Linked DNA regions of Mus musculus: region 2 is linked to region 1. The links are chromatin loops, found by intact Hi-C in ENCODE. Cell type or tissue: heart. All regions are shown on one strand. Links, peaks and the distances in the headings refer to the core of each region. The heading gives the core; the rest is flanking DNA.

Region 1 (8,334 bases), core at 179-8,178:
AAAAGTAGAATATAAAAAGACAAACACACACATACACACAAAAAGACAAACAAAAATCAAATTAAATATAGATCCTATTCCTCAGAAGTGCTAATACTTGAAAAAAGATGTCCTTATTCTGGAGGATTTGTATTATTAATTTGGACAGATCCTTAAAGTAAATGAGTAAGACTTGACTGCTCAGTGCATAGCTTTTACCTGGGACAGTTCTCTGAGACCTTGTGTAATAAATTCTACAAGGCAACTAGAGAAACACACAGCTGAGGGCTGGAGATGTAGTTTAGTTGGTGGCTTGCCCTGAGTTCTATCCTGAAGGAGGCATAAACTAGGAGTAGTTGTACATGCCTTCAATCCTAGTACTCAAATGTCTGTAGGCAAGGTCCCAGAATTCAGCTGGCTGAGAGTGAGGCCAGCCTTGGGCCACATGAGATCCTGCCTGAAATAACTAAACATAAAAAAAACAAACAAAAACAAAATAAAAAATGCCAGAGACAGCTGAACACAGTCAGAAGTTTCCTCTGTACATCTTTCGAATAATAAACCCAATCTGTAACCTGTTCAACTGAAATGGACGTAGGGAATCTAGTAAAATGACTTTAAAGCTGCATTGCCCGTGCTTTCAGTAGGTACTCATCCTTTCAGTAGGTACTGCATCTACATCCTGCACATTACTCTAGTCATATATATATACACACATACATACACACATATATATATTCATATATATATATATATTCATATACACACACACACACAAAGCAAACATTTCTTCCTGCTACCTCTGCATATCAGGATAGTAAGAAAAAGTCTAAGTAAATACTAAGTAAAAATAAGATGTACACTCCTTACTTCCCCCAAAAAAAAAAAGTATGTCTGCCTACCTGTGGATATGCATGTGCGTGTGACAGCAGGTCTACAAGGACAGAGATACCAGATGCCTGGAGCTAAAGCCACAGACAGCTGTGATGTAAATGCTAGGAATCTGACTCTGGTCCTCTTGAAGAGAACACTGCTCTTAGGCCATCTCTCTAGCCACTAGGTTTTACCTTTATACTGGGAAAAAGTCTGTCCTCCTCCATGAATATTAAGAGGTCTATAGCTTATGTCCATTTTTGTCACTGCAAGACAGCTACTGAACAACCAGAAAGGTAAAATACTAAAAAGGACCGTCAACTAGAGTGAGTAACTAAGATAGACACTGTAAGTGGCATTAAACTGGTAATTTATAAAGATCAAGCACTTGACCCCACATTAAAAGAACACTTCCGCCGGGCGTGGTGGCGCACGCCTTTAATCCCAGCACTCGGGAGGCAGAGGCAGGCAGATTTCTGAGTTCGAGGCCAGCCTGGTCTACAAAGTGAGTTCCAGGACAGCCAGGGCTATACAGAGAAACTCTTGTCTCGAAAAAAAAAAAAAAAAAAAAAAAAAAAAACACTTCCTACAGTTTTGCCATAGAACTCTTGCTCTACCGGCCAAGTTGGTCTTAACCTCTTGAACTCAGGGGACTCTTCCGACTTCCTCACTTCCTGAACTACACTTGCCATTCACCAATCTTGTTTTTTTAATTCACATACTGAATTGTTTAAGAACTACGATTATTTGACTTCATGAAAACAAATAAGTCTTGCATACTACCACAAAATGATTAAATGCTAAAACACCAAAATTCAATAGTTTGTAATATAACTCACTGCTATGCAAGGTGACAAATTTCAATTCTAACAAACTTCTGAATGGGCAAATTTGTTTGATAACCATGATCTTCCAATAAAAACACAAAATTCATAGTAAATAGACACTAGAAGAAATATGATCCTTCTGGCCTTAGGAAATGATAAAGTGTGGCATAAAATAAACCTCAGATATTAGATTTTAGCAGTCAAAATATTTCCATTAGGATAAAAGAAGGAAGACATCAATGAAAATTAGTATTTCCTGAATATCTACCAAGTGCTAGGAAGCCCTGCTAATGCTCATTTAAAACACAAAGTAGGAGCTGGGCGGTGGTGGCATGCCTTTAATCCCAGCACCTGAGAGGCAGAGGCAGGTGGATTTCTGAGTTCGAGGCCAGCCTAGTCTACAAAGTGAGTTCCAGGACAGCCAGGGCTACACAGAGAAACCCTGTCTCAAAAAAAAAAAAAACCACAAAGTAGGGCTGGCAGGATAGCTCAGTGGGTGAGATCAATCACTGACTACTCTTCCAAAGGTTCTGAGTTCAAATCCCAGCAACCACATGGTGGCTCACAACTACCTGTAATGAGATCTAACGCCCTCTTCTAGTGTATCAGAAGACAGCTACAGTGTACTTATTTATAATAATAAATCTTTGGGCCAGAGCAAGCAGGGACTCTCACTCTTACTCTGAGGCGAGTAAGGTCCTACAAAAAATTCAATCCCCAATAACCACATGAAGGCTCACAACCATCTGCACAGCTACAGTGTGCTTATGTACATAAAATAAATAAACAAATCTTAAAAAAAAAAGTGATTCTGATGTTGGTGTACTCTTTTAATCCCAGCACTCACGAGGCAGAGCCAGGCAGACTTCTGTGAAGTTCAAAGCCAGCCTGGTTGACACAGTGAGACCCAGTCTCTAAACAAAACATGCAAAAAACAACAAAAAAAGTATGTAATGCAAGTCTCATTACAATTACTTACATATTGAGAAAGAGTAACTAGAAAATGCCAAGGTAACATAATCCAGTTTGTTTCTAAAACCCAGGAGTCAAAAACTATTTTTATATACTGTATCATGAGACAGAAATAAAGCAAAATTTTAACACTACAACAGGATGGACAAAATCAGCTTCCAATCTGCAACATCAACTTCAAACATTATGTATGAGACTGGTTATGTCAGCCGGTGCACTCCCTTAATCCCAGCACTCGGGAGGCAGAGGCAGGCGGATTTCTGAGTTTGAGGCCAGCCTGGTCTACAGAGTGAGTTCCAGGACAGCCAGGGCTACACAGAAAAACCCTGTCTTGAAAAATACCAAAAAAAAAGACTGGTTATGTATACGAAAGTAAGTCTGCACTGAAAGAGTGAGTGGATACGTGGATTTTACAAGTAACTCACCTCTAAGTCTCCCCAAAGTTAGCTCTTACACTTATCAACTTACAGTGGTTCTCACTGTGGGTCTCCAACAACCCTTTCAGAGCTCAGATATCCTGCATCAGATATTTACAATTCATAATAGCAGCAAAATTAGTTATAAAGTAGCAAAAAATAACTTTATGCTTGGGAGAGGTCACCACAACATGTTAAATACAAGCTAAAAGTTCACAGCACCAGGAAGGTCCACAACCACTGTTAAGTGATACGAATTATAAACATCAGGAATGACACCATTTACATTCCATAACCCCAGGTAGATACTACATGGCATCATTACTGAAAGCTTTAAACAACCTTTTGGCATTTATTCCCGCCTCCTTTACTTTCCCCCCACTGTCCCCTGTTTTGTTTTAAACTTACTCCCATCTCTTGACTTTTTTTTTTTCCCAAGACTTATTTATTATTACATATAAGTACACTGTAGGAGGGCATCAGATTTCATTACAGATGGGTGGCTAGTGGTTACTGGGATTTGAACTCAGGACCTTCAGAAGAGCAGTCAGTGCTCTTAATCGCTGAGCCATCTCTCCAGCCCAACTTTAACTTCTTTAACTTTATAAGATGTCCTAACTTCTACTTCCTAGGAAAAGTGAAAAGTCAAAACTGAAAATCTGCCGTGATAGGATAATATAAGGTCGGTAACAAACCATGCCCAAGTGTATACATACAATAGATAAAGAAAGCACGTAAGTAGCCAGTCAACAGCACTATTATTAACTTCATTATTAACTTCAATGTACACAAAGATCACTTCATTCCTCAAATTCAGGCTGTCTGGTAAAGTAGACATACACTTCAGCAAAGTTCAGAGTAAAAATGAAAAATCCAAACAGTATATCTAAAGCTGTAAGATGAGCCCGTGAGAGTTTTTAAGAACAATAAAGGTGAATAGGACTCGAATTTACAATACAAAAAAAAAAAAAAACAAACAAACCACTGGCCCCTGGTCTACCACAACCACCAACTCTTTGGGGTTTTTTTCTAAGCCTGTCTGTCCCTGTGTAGATGAATAACTGTTAGCTCTGTTTTTCAGAGTTCACAGTTCTGTCCACTAACCCGATGGTTATCTCAGTGCTCTCAGTTCATCCTTCTTACCACAGGGTGGGGGAAGGGAGAGCTAAAAGTTGTTTTACTACTCCAATTCTAGTTTAGAAAATTCAATGTATTTTCTCCATCTAATCGCTCAAACGAGCTACCGGCCTTCACAATCATACCTAAGTTACTGACACATGGGAGAGCCGAACTAGGAAAAGCGGATCCACGACTTTCCATATGGGACAAACACTGAAACCGAGTTCCCGATCTGTTCGCCTAGTTTCGGTGAGAGGTTCTGGACTGCGAAGATAGCACGTGGGCCGACCGGACTGCTGCTGTCACTTCTCGTCTCCAGTTAGGTTCCAGGCCAGAGAGCCGACCCTCGGTGAAGGGCTGGGGCCCAGGCGGTCACCACCCTCCGCAGAGTCCGGCCGGACAAGCTGCCGCCTTGCTGCCCACATGGCCGTCCAGCCGAGGGAACCTCCGGGCCGAAGCTCACGCGGGACCCACGGCCCGCAGGCCCGGGCGGCGCCCCGGGGGCCCGATCTCCCCGCCCGCAGCCGGCGCCCACGGGCGTAGCCTGGCTCCCGGGCCCGAACCTACCTTCACGTCCTCGTCCTCGTCCTCGCCTTCCCAGCGGTCCCCGCCGGCCGTGCCGCCGCCCGCGACCTTCCGCACCGGGTCCTCCATAGAGAACGTGTCCGCGTCTACGGAAGAGAGCGAGTCGCGTTAGTACCCGCGTGGGAGCGGGGCCGCCACAGCCCGCATTTGGGCCGGAACTTCTGCTCACCCCAAGAGTCTGAGTCCCCCGCCGCCGCTGCCGCCGCCGCCGCCGCCGCCATCTCGAACCGGGGGTGAGCGTGTGCGATGGGAAGAGCTGCGAAGAGTTAGCGCGGCAGAGGTGAGTCACTGGGCTGGCTCTCGTTGGCCCGCGCAGGGCAGGCTGGGACAGTGGCTGACTGGGCGCCCGGCAGAGGCTCCGCCCCACGGGCGACGCGCGCGGCAGGGGCGGGGCGGGCGGGGTGGGGCGACGCTGGGCTGGGAGACGCGGACCAGCCTGGTCCCCCCAAGCCACACCCCTCACCCCCTCATCCCCCACCCCCCGCGAGAAGAGAAAGGAAGTGCGCACGCGTGAGTCGGGCGGTGCTCGGCTAGCGAGTGGGTCTTCTAGTGCTGGCTGATCGTGAGCCGGCAGCAGGCGAGCAGCGAGGAGGAAGTGGACAGGGCAGATATCCCGTGGCCTCCTAGCATTCGGGCACGGAGATGGAAGTATACTCCAAGTCTCCCTGGTTCTCCCTTCCGGTGATCACCCGAAGTCCTGCACGGTGATTGTTTTGGCGAAAACATTTCGGAGTTCCGTGGTCCGTCCCAGGCTTATTCTAGTTTGTCCTCAACACAGTAGCAAAATAGTTATGTAAACAGATTTCGACACAGTGCAGTGGCTGCAACAAAAAGAAGCATTATGAGGTTAGATGTTAAAAAGGTAGCATTAACGACGACGGAAGTTTCAGTTTTCTGCCCGCGGTAGGCACTGGTGAAGCTGGAGTTTGAGAAACCAAGTGACTTGTGCTCCGGTGCATTTCTGGTAGAGAGAAGGCTTGTGGTGCTCATCTGAGTGCATTCTAACAGGTAAACTGATAAAAAGAACCTAAAAGGAGCAAAATTCTCTCCCCCTTGGCACAGGGCTTCCCAGTAAGGACATTAAGAAGGAAGGAGCTAGTTTAGATATTGTCTGATTTTCCAATATATTCATTGTTTTTAAAGTTTTTTGTTTTGTTTTGCTTTGTTTTTAAGACAAGTTTCTCTCTGTAGCCTGGGCTGTCCTGGAACTCGCTCTGTGAACCAGGCTGGCTCCCAGGTGCTGGGATTAAAGGCATGAGCTTAGGTTTTAAGTCTTTAAAAAAAACAGACACACATCAGCCATTCTTAGTACTTTCCGTTTCTTGTGTATTTTTCGTCTACAAGTAAACATTTTATAAGGTGGTCTTTCAAGAAATGTTCTACCGCAATTTTTTTGTGTTTGTTTGTTTGTTTGTTTGTTTTCGAGACAGGATTTCTCTGTGTAGCCCTGGCTGTCCTGGAACTCACTCAGTAGACCAAGCTGGCCTCAAACTCAGAAATCAGCCTGCCTCTGCCTCCCGAGAGCTGGGATTAAAGGCGTGCGCCACCACGCTCAGCTGTTCGACAGCATTATTAAAATGAGAGATGACGCTCTATAAAAGAAAGCATCCGCCCAGCGTGGTGGCACACGTGGTGGCCAGCCTGGTCTACAGAGTGCCAGGACAGCCAGGGCTACACAGAGAAGTCCTGTCTCAAAAAACCAAAAAAAAAAAAAAAAAAAATCCATTTATGATTTTACAAAGTACCTAGTACATAAGTATAGGATAAAACCAAGAGCCTCTGCCTTCCTTGCATTACCACTGAGCTATGCGATTTCCAACTCGAATGAATTAATTCTGCAAGGATAACTCAAGCCCAAATTAAGCCAGTGACAATGGAGAGGAAGGAACCAGTCTGAAAACTATTTTAAGGTCAAAGGCAACAGAATGGCTAATTCTATTTATCAGCTTGACTAGACTGTGGTACCTATGTCCCCTAGCTTTTAGTCAAATACCAGTCTAATCGCTGTGAATGTTAGATGTGACTAATGTTTAAATCAATAAATTGAGTAAAGCATTGTAATACATGTTGATCCAGTCGTGAATCCAAATTAAGACAAGACCCTAGGAAGGAAGACTTATGCATCCAGGATCTGTCCCAACCTGTCTGAATAAATAGTAAATAACATTGCTTCCTTCCAGATAAAATATCTTTAATGACTTTGTTTTTAGAAAAACCTCAACTTTTTAGCCTGGGGATGTAACATAGTTGGCAGACTGTTTGCCCAACATGCACAAGGCCATAAATTCAATCCTTAGCACCATATAAATGATACATGCACACAATGTAACCCCACACACTCAGGAGGTGGAGGCAGGAGGATGGAAAAGGAAAGCCATACTCAACTCCATAGGAAGTCTGAGGGCAGCCTGGGTTATATGTGACCCTGTCCCCAAATGAAAGTTCAGCGTCTTTTCCTGGTCAATAAGACCTTGCATAGGCTGTCCTACTTCAGACATATGCTGGTCTCTTTTTCTTCATCTTTTTCTCCCTCTGCCATTTCTCCTACCCTCTGATTGCCCCACCCCCACCTCCCTTATTCCCTTCATTGCTGAGGCTACTTCTAGGAGCTTTAGAGTCAATATTTCTGACTGTGGTGCTCTTCCCACACTCCCCATGGATCGCTTCTCCTCTTTCACATTAAAGCCAAATGTCCCCTTTGCAGGAGTCCCTTCTGTGGGCTTGACATGTAGCTCAGTGGGCAGAGTGCTTGCCTAGCATGCAGAAGGCCCCGAGTTCAGTCCCTAGCATCATATAAACTGTGATAGCACGCTTGGTTATCTGTTTTCCAGGTTTGTCATCACATTCCTTCTGTGATGATCCTGTTTTCTATCTGAAGCATGGGTCTCTTGCTTGTTCCCCGTTATTGTGAGATGGGGGGGGGGATAAAACAAGGTCTTAGATCTGGAACTTGCTAGTTAATTGTTGACCTTCACTCTAGATTCATCCTCCTGCCTCTGCTTCCCAATTAGGTGAGATGGGGTGGCAGACCTGTGTGCAAACATGTAGCTCTCTCTTTTCTTTGCTGCTGTATTCCCAGTACCTGGTACATAATAAATGCTCAGTAATTCGCCTTAAAAATGACTCAATAATGAATCCTTCTTACAATAAAGAATACAGGAAAAATTGTTTGACCACATAGATCTTGAAGAGATGTTTACTATTCTTTGGATTTTTTTTTTAAGATTTATTATTATATATAAGTGCACTGTCACTATCTTCAGACACCCCAGAAGAGGGCATCAGATCTCATTACGGATGGTTGTGCCACCATGTGGCTGCTGGGATTTGAATTCTGGACCTTCGGAAGAGCAGTCAGTGCTCTTAACCACTGAGCCATCTCTCCAGCCCCTGGATTGTTTTTACATTCCAATTCTGTATATATCCAATACATGTAAATATACTCTGGAATGTGGCACGTTCTTCTAGTCACTCAGAGGCTCTGCTTTTAGCGACCTGGTTACTTGGCTGTGTGTATGAGAGAACATGCAGTCACTTTCTCCTTCTCTAGAGAGTGCTGGAGT
Region 2 (8,334 bases), core at 107-8,106, 89 kb before region 1:
AAACTTTTTATTGTATACCCTTTAGAGGAGAGAGGGAGAGAGGCGGGGGGGGGGGGGGAGGAAGGAGGGGGAGGGAGGGAGAGGCAGACAGATATCCCACGGCAGACAGATATCCCACGTGTCTATAATATTAGTTCCTGACTAAAGGAAAGACAGTCTTGTTTTTCTTTGTTTTGTTTTTTTTTTCCCTTGGTTTTTCGAGACAGGGTTTCTCTGTATAGCCCTGGCTGTCCTGGAGCTCACTTTGTAGACCAGGCTGGCCTCGAACTCAGAAATCCGCCTGCCTCTGCCTCCCCAGTGCTGGGATTAAAGGCGTGTGCCACCATGCCCCGGCTCTTATATTTTTCTTTGTGCTGAGCATTCAAACAAGGCCTGTGTCTACTCAGCACTTTCCATACCACTGAACTCCACCCCAGTCTACAACAGCAAGTTTTTAAGTATGCCACTATAGATTTGACAGTCTCTGTCAATTTCTAGGGCATTCTCTTGTGTGCTCTTGTGTGCTTAAAGTAGTGCTTCTGAAAGTATGGCCCACAGACCACCTGCAGCAGAGTCCAGGCTCCTCATTCACTAGATGACCCCCATCTTGTCAGCTCTCAGAGAGCGCATGGAAAGTTCAGGGCAGTGGTTCCTTTGGGTGTGGAAGAGCTCTTTGTTTAGCTGTAAAATCTGGCAGCTCTTGTATATTGCTCTCTATCTGTACACACAAGCCTGTCCTTTAAGTTGGAGGAAGACAGCAAAGCCAGGGGAGCCTGTAGAACTGTAGACCTCATTTTGTCTTGAACTGTATTTCGCTCACAGTTTGGGATATCTCTGCTATATGCCTTGCTGAGTCATGGAGAGCAGCTGGTATCCCTGGATCCTTCCCTCCGATCCAGCAGTGACTGTGCAACCTGGTAAGACTGTAAAGGCCTTGTCAATACACGCCAATGCCCTGGTGTGTGGGAGCCCTGGGAAAGAGTTCCTGAAGAATAGATTCGAGTGCTGAATCTTCTCCTGCCCTGCCCTACATAGTGTCCTATGTCGGAATGTTGGTTTCCCACAGGGGACAGGGTCATAGTAATTAAAGAAAATACACTTCGAGTCAGACAGACCTGTCTACTGCAATGTAACTTTGACACACTTCACGTCTTAGTCAGTTTCCTCAGCTGGGAGTAGTACTATCAACTCCTTAGAGTTAAAATCAAATAGGAAGGAGGATGGCTAGGCATCATCAGGTGCATAGCAAATGTACAGACGTTACCTCTCAATCGCTGTCTGCGATGGAATCTATGCCTACAGTGGTGGAAGAGGAATAACAGACTTTGCCTGGACATCAGTTTCCTGCATAAACATAAAGGCTCTGCTAGGCCTCTCTTTTCTGTCCCTTAGGACAGACTTGGTGATTCTGATTGCCTGGGAGATAGCTCAGTTGCCTGCAGCATCCTTGGCGGAGCCTCTAGCCTTCCCCAGGAATCTGCTTCCCTGTTCTGCCATCACATGGACAAGCAATTAGTTCAGCAGCTGGAAGCCAGAATGGAGTAAGTGCTTATATAAACAAAGTCTCACCTTGTCAAGCCCAGTCCAAGTCTGTGCATCAAATCTCCTATAAACTGTGATCATGGAAAATAATGAGCTTTACACCTAGTTCTATGAGCCAAGCATGGTCATACATGCCTTTGGTCTTATCACTTAGGGTCAGAAGTGAGTTCCAAGCCAGCCAAGACTACATAGTGAGATATGAGATTCTGTCTCAAAAACCCCAAACCAAACCAACCAAATAAACAAACAAAGTTCTTGGGTCAGTGAGATGGCTCAGCAGGTAGATTCATATCATGTAATGAGGCAAGTGACTCCTGCAAGTTGTCCTGTGACCTCCAAAGGTTCACTGTGGAGTGTGTGTATGTGTGTGAAAATGTAATACAAAAATCTAAAAGTTGCTCTAGATACTCAGGCATTTACTGAGTAACCCAGTCTGGACTCATTAGGGCCCTGTGGTCTGTTTAGCCACAACTTTGTATTTATTCTCAGTGTTTGGTCACTTGTAGGTGCTATTTCAGAGCCATAGTCTGAAAAGTTGAATAACTAGTTCATTCAAACAACAGTTGAGAGACTATTTCAGGCTATAAGAGAAATAAGAGAACATCTCTGTCCTTAGAACTTACCCACTGTTAGAATGAGCCAAGCATGAATTAAACCATAAATACTTGTAAAATGGAATTGTGTTTGCAGTTAACTCTTGTTCTTTGTAGGCTTGCCTGTATCTACTGATGTATTAGTTAATGTGAGAAGCTGAAATATCAGAAACGGAACTCCATCACCTGTCTACAGTGACAGTTGAGGCCATTTCCTATACTTTGTTATGTTGGAGGACCCTGCCACATTGTCATATCCTTTCTTAAAATCTAGGTGACTTGCCTAAAATTAAGGCATGACTACTTTAGGTATGATTAAAGAAATATCAAATGATATGTTGAAACTTGTTTGTAAGTTTGGAATTACAACGAAGGACATTTTTTTGAATATGTCAAGAATATCCTTCCTAATAAGGGGAAAGGCCTTGTATTTAATAAAAGTCTAATCTGGGATGTTGCTTCCGTGTTGCCAGACTTTATGTAAACCAAACAGTTCAGCTAAGGCTGAGAGATTTGGATATAAGCATCTTCCTTGACATAAGAAAATAACATGGGGACTGGAGAGATGGCTCAGTGGTTAAGGGCACTCAATGCTCTTCCAGAGGTCCTGAGTTTAATTCCCAGCAACCACATGGTGGCTCACAACCACCTTTAATGAGATCCCATGCCCTTTTCTGGTGTGTCTGAAGACAGCTACAGTGTACTCATAAATAAAGTAAATTTAAAAGAAAGAAAGAAAGAAAGAAAGAAAGAAAGAAAGAAAGAAAGAAAGAAAGAAAGAAAGAAAGAAAGAAAGAAAGAAAGAGAAGAACATGGCAGCATTTTGTCAAATGAAGTCCTGCATTCATCAAGAAATACTAAAGTACCTTTTATGAGCCAGGCTGGGATTCAGGCAGGAAGATAACAGTGGTGCACAGGTCTCTGCTATTTCCAGGCTTACATAGAGTTTGGTCAGGAATTGACATAAAATGTTAATTAGTCATAAATACTATGATTTGAGAGTGACTGGAATAGAGAGGGGCTTTAGACTTTAGACTGAGCCAGGAAGGCATGTTAGCAGGTTGCCATTAAGTCAAAATGTTCAGTTTGTAGAAGTGGCTGTGTTAGAAAGACACTGTTAAGTAGGCATGGAGGCATAATCCTGTATTCCTAGAACCTGAAAAGCTGGTGAAGGAGGATCAGGTGTCTAAGGCCACTAGAGAACCTTTATCAAATAAATAGCTTGACCAAATGCCTTTTCAATAGCTCTCTACCTCTTCTCTTCTGTATCAGATTGTACTTTCCTGAGAAAAACAGAAGAAATTGAAAGGTGAACTATTTCACCATCTCTACTCTGTATGCATCCATCTGTTACAAAGGATATCGTTTGACTTCAATCTCCATGTTAACCTTCATGTTTGTAACAGAGTCCTTGGTGGAGGACCACAAAGAATAGATTGTTTGACCTCAAAAGGAGATCTATTGGTCTGAGAAGTTTACACTCCCAAATCCTGAGACTGGGTACCCACGGGTACAAGAAAATTCATCTCGAAGGGTCTGAAAATTAGTTTTTGCAGTCAGGAGGAGGAAGGGCTTGTAGAATTTATTTTATTTTATTTTATTTTATTTTTGGTAAACTGCTCTTCAAAACTTCCTGATGGGGGAAATGAGTCAGATTGATTTTTCAAACTCTGGGATCCCAGGCATCTGATGGAGATAGTTGCTTTCCAAAACTCCATACCACTCCGTAGAGGGGCCGATTTCTCGAAGCCGGGGATGGGGGGAGGGGGTCTGTTGTGAAGCCCTGCTTTTTTTTTTTTTTTTTAAAATGGTAGAGGGTTCTTTATTAGTTCTAGACTTTAAAAGAGTACTTGCTACCAAGAAAAGCGCACTACCAGATGCCTGTTAACCGAGCAGCACAAAAAGTGAAGAGGAGCCAGCAACAGGGTTTCAATGGAGTAAGAAGCACCTGCCTTAGAAATCTTTGGTAGCAAGGACAGCACAAGCAGCTGAAAGGCCCTGGCGTATTATTGAATTGAGCTGAGCAGGGAGGGGCAGGCGTGGTTTTTGCAGGATTCCGTTTAGAGCCGCCTCCACCCCAAGCTGAGCAAATGCCGGGCGCAGGACCGCCTCTCTCGTGAGAGTCACAAGGTCCGAATCACTGCGCAGGTCCGTGACGCATTCGGGCGCCTCTACCGGAAGGACCGCCCAGGCCAAGATGGCTGCCCAGCCAGGGCCCGGAAGTGCTGCCTCCCCCGGCTGTGCCGGGGCCATGGAGCGGGTCCTGCCCATGCTGCTGGTGCGGATCCCAGCTGAGGAGACGGCGCAGCTGGGACCGCGGGCGCAGCTGCACCGAGAGCTGGAGGCCCTGGGGAGCCTGACGGCTGCGGGCAGTCTCCAAGTGCTTTCCTTGGCGCCGGGCAGCAGGGGTGGGAGCAGCTGCTGCCTCCCAGGACCCTTTAGGCAGTAAGTGCTGCGGGACGGCTGCAGGCTGTGGGAGGAGGCTGAAATCTGAGCCGCTCCGGAGGGGAGTCCTGGGCTCGCCTCTCGCCGGCCCCTGGGTTGGTGGGAGAGGATGAACCACTGGGGAGCCTCCTCAGGATCGAGCCCCGTGCCTCTCGGAACCTTTCCCATCCCGAAGTGAAATCCTCACCTTGTTGCAACTCACGGCTCACTTCCTGGGTGGACAGAGAAGATGTCTCACTCCTTGATAGCCCCTGCAAACCCTGGATGGGTCTCAGCACAGGTCCTGTTTCTTTAATTCAATACAGATTGTCACTGAAAGGAGTTCTAAGCCTATCTTTCTCTACCTCCTCCTCCCCCTCTTCACTATGTATCCCTAGGTATTCTAGAACTCGAAATATAGCCTGGAGCCTACAGAGATCGGCCTGTCTCTGCCTGCACTACCAGACAGTCTACTTTGTTTTAAAATGCCAGATAAGGCTTATTTCTAAAGCATTTTTTTTTGTCTCTAAAATAATGTTTTCTTGCAAACACAGCCACCACCACGCCCACTCCAGCCCCTGCTCCTCTTTAAACTTGTCCATTCATTTACACAAGTGCTCTGAGGTCACTGAACGGTATTCCAGCCCTACGTTTTCCATGTTTAAATCACAGTCTCAAGATATAGCCAGATTGGCTTGCAATTCACAATCCTCCTGTTTTACCCCTTCTAATGCTGAGATTACAGGCTTGTATACTCCATACCTGGCATGTCCGCTGTTTCTTAGACATGAGGCTCCCATGGATTGAGAAGGTAGAGAATTACAATATTATATTGCTTTCCACTTTTCATAAAACAGTTTACATCATAAAGTTTAGAAGTCCCCTGAGTATATGCTGACCTTTTTAATAAAGGGAAGTAAGTATTTTAGGATCAATCTATATGAGACTGTATAGCCAACAGGTATCTCACTTTGAGTCTCCAGGCTCTTCAACAGCTCTATAGACACAAGATGAGTTTGCTGAGTCAGCAAGTATTTTAACCCATCTTTTTACCCCCTTGTGATACGGTCTCATGGAGCTCAGGCTGGCCTGGACCCAAGGATGCCTGTGAGTTCCCAACCCTCTTACCTCCTCCTCTCCAATGCTGGAATTATAAGCACGTACTTCCATCCCAGCTTTCTACTGTTCTCATGTCTGGTGTGTGTTGGAGTGCCTGTGTGTTCTTGGTATATAAAGGCAGAAATGGGAACTGTCAGTGTTTCTAATAAGAACCTCATAGCCACCCCATTTAATATAAACTTATTATTGTAGAAAAGCAAAGTTTTTAAAAGAAGTTGAAACTATCAGAGTGGTAGCCTCATCTCTTTTAGTGTTTTCAGAGTTGGGCCATATTGACTGATCTTAAGATAGGTCTTTCTCTGTAGCCCAGACTGGCCCCAAACTCAGTCTTCTTGTCTCAGCCACTAAAGAAAGTGATTGCTATCGAGTCACCAGATCTGGCTCATACATATTAGTGATAGTCTTTTCTTTTTTTAAGATTTATTTATTTTATTACTATGAATACACTGTAGCTGTCTTCAGACACACACTAGAAGAGTGCATCAGACCCTGTTACAGATGGTTGTGAGCCACCATGTGGTTGCTGGGATTTGAACTCAGGACCTTTGGAAGAGCAGTCTGCCCTCTTAACCGCTGAGCCATCTCTCCAACCCAGTGATAGAGTCTTGCTATGTTGCTTAGGGTGTTCAGTTTCTGGGCTCAAGAGACCCTTCCTCGGCCTTCTGAGTAGCTAAGACAATGTTGCTATGCCCAGCTTGGACCTTTTTATTTTAGTTTTTACATGTGTGTGAATGTGTGCATGTATACATGTGGAGGCCTGATATTGATATTGAGTGTCTTCCTAGATTGCTTGCCACAGTAATTTGAATTTTTTATTTATTATTATTAATGTTTGGGTGTGTGTGCACGTGCTCATGAACATGGCACAGCATAAAACTGTGGAGGTCAGAAAACAACTCCATGCGGTTGGTTCTCTGCATCCACCTTGACATGGAGTTCAGAGATCCAACTCAGGTTGCAAAGCACATGCATGTGTCCTTCCCTGATGAACCATTGCTGACCCTCCTCTTCATTTCAGAGTCAGAGTCTCGATCTGAAACCAAGAGCTCACAGGCTTGAGTTGGTCTAGATGGCTAGCTTGTCCCCAGGATCTTTTGTCTCTGACTCCTGAGTGCTAGGATTACAGGCAGCCAGGCCACCAAGCCTGACTGGCTCTCGTGTGGGTTCTGAGTATCCAAGTGCCACTCTCCAGCCTGTGGAGCTAGCTCTTTAGCCCCTAAGCAACTTCTACAGCCCTTAGGTTTATTTTAAAATATAATGTAATATAATTAGTCTCTCTCTGTCCTTGCTAGCCAACTTTGGTGACTATGCTGTCTAGTATGATAGTCATTAGCCAGCCACATGTGGCTAAGCTGGACCGTCTTTACCGTAACAGTTCTTTTTTGCAGTACCCACAGTAGAAGTGCCCTGTAGCCATATCTGCCCACGGATTGTTGGCTGTCTTGAGCAGCACTGAAATAGAACATTTGTATCATCACAAAGTTCTATTAGGGAGGGTTGTTCTGTAACATAGCATTCTGGAGTACTCAAAGACTGCAGATGTAAATAATTAATTTTTAAATCTGAAATAATCCAATTCAGTCAAAGCCCATTTAAAACATTATTTATTTTTTGTTTGTGAGCGTTTGCCTGCAAGTATATATGTGCATCATGTGCATGGTACCAGCAGAGACCAGGAAAGGATGTCAGATCCCCTGGAACTGCAGTTACTGTATTTGTGAACAAGTATTCTCAACCACTTGAGTCACCGCCAGCTGTATAAGCCCATTTTATTGATTATAATAAGTAATATACTTACTTTATAAGGAATAAATTTACAACTGGGTATGGTGGCACATGCCTTTGATCCCAGCACTCAGGAGGAAGAGACAGGTGGATCTCTGTGAGTTTGAGGCCAGCCTGGTCTACATAGCAAGTACCAGGACAGTCAGGCCTACAAAGAATAATTAGGCTTTTAAAAGATGTTTAAAAAGCTGAAGGGAACAGTTTCTTGCCCTGTGTTCACTTCATACCCCCACTCTCAGTGTAGAGGAAAAGAGTGGGAAGAAGTTAGGAGACGGGAAGGGAAGGGAAGGAAGAGAGTTGTGACGGTGTTTTCATTCCCTTAGGCTGGATTGTGGAGTTGGTGCTGTCAGTGAACTAAGCTGTCCTTGTTCTGCCCGTTGGTCCCCACTATTGTGGTTAGTGGGATTGTGGGTATAGAAACACAATAAATCTAAACTTTTTTTCTTAGGTTCCTATGGGAGGAGTCTCAGAACAGCACATCAAGAGACAGGCCCAAGCTGCTTGTTGCCAGAGAAGATTATGAGCTGCTCGTATATGAATTTGACTTGAGAGATGGAAGATGTGACGCAGCCTTATTACACGGCTGTTGTGGGAGGACACTGCAGAAGCTCACTGAAGATCAAGGTGTCAGTAAGTGTCATTTTAGGTCTGGGACTTTTGCTTCCTTTCTTAGACAGTGTGACTGTGTAGCACAGGCCACCCTCAAACATGTGGTCCTCCTCCATCAGTTTCACAAGTGCTGGGATGTCAGGAGTGTGCCACCATGACCAACTATTTGTGAGAAGTTATGAGAAGTTCTCATAGAGGTGAAACCAAAAGGGCGGGCTACACTGCTCAATACTATAGCCACTAGCCAGTTGTTCAGCACTCAGAATGTAGTTAATAGGAATAA

Evidence for each region. Peaks named below come from ENCODE experiments on the same cell type or tissue, not always from the same donor. Only the 100,000 strongest peaks of a DNase experiment are listed, where the experiment ranks them.
Region 2: a loop joins it to region 1, with 10 times the contacts of the local background. A loop is called at or near these places in 2 of 42 quality-filtered maps.

The regions. Positions count from the first base shown.
Region 1 is chr2:122,025,331-122,033,664 of GRCm38, reverse strand. Eif3j1 (eukaryotic translation initiation factor 3, subunit J1) reads right to left here and starts at 5,085. Exons shown (of 8, transcript NM_144545.4): 1 at 4,941-5,085; 2 at 4,754-4,857. The coding sequence starts at 4,992. In heart, for the core only: a CTCF peak has its summit at 4,194; DNase peaks (open chromatin) are centred at 4,534, 5,204 and 6,374; H3K4me3 peaks cover 2,864 bases; H3K27ac peaks cover 2,003 bases.
Region 2 is chr2:122,114,346-122,122,679 of GRCm38, reverse strand. It overlaps Spg11 (SPG11, spatacsin vesicle trafficking associated), which reads left to right and starts at 4,294. Exons shown (of 40, transcript NM_145531.2): 1 at 4,294-4,559; 2 at 7,891-8,072. The coding sequence starts at 4,312. It overlaps Patl2 (protein associated with topoisomerase II homolog 2 (yeast)), which reads left to right. Exons shown (of 18, transcript NM_026251.2): 16 at 802-896; 17 at 1,372-1,520; 18 at 2,232-2,572. The coding sequence ends at 1,495. In heart, for the core only: no CTCF peak of the experiment used is centred there; a DNase peak (open chromatin) is centred at 4,279; H3K4me3 peaks cover 1,864 bases; H3K27ac peaks cover 2,216 bases.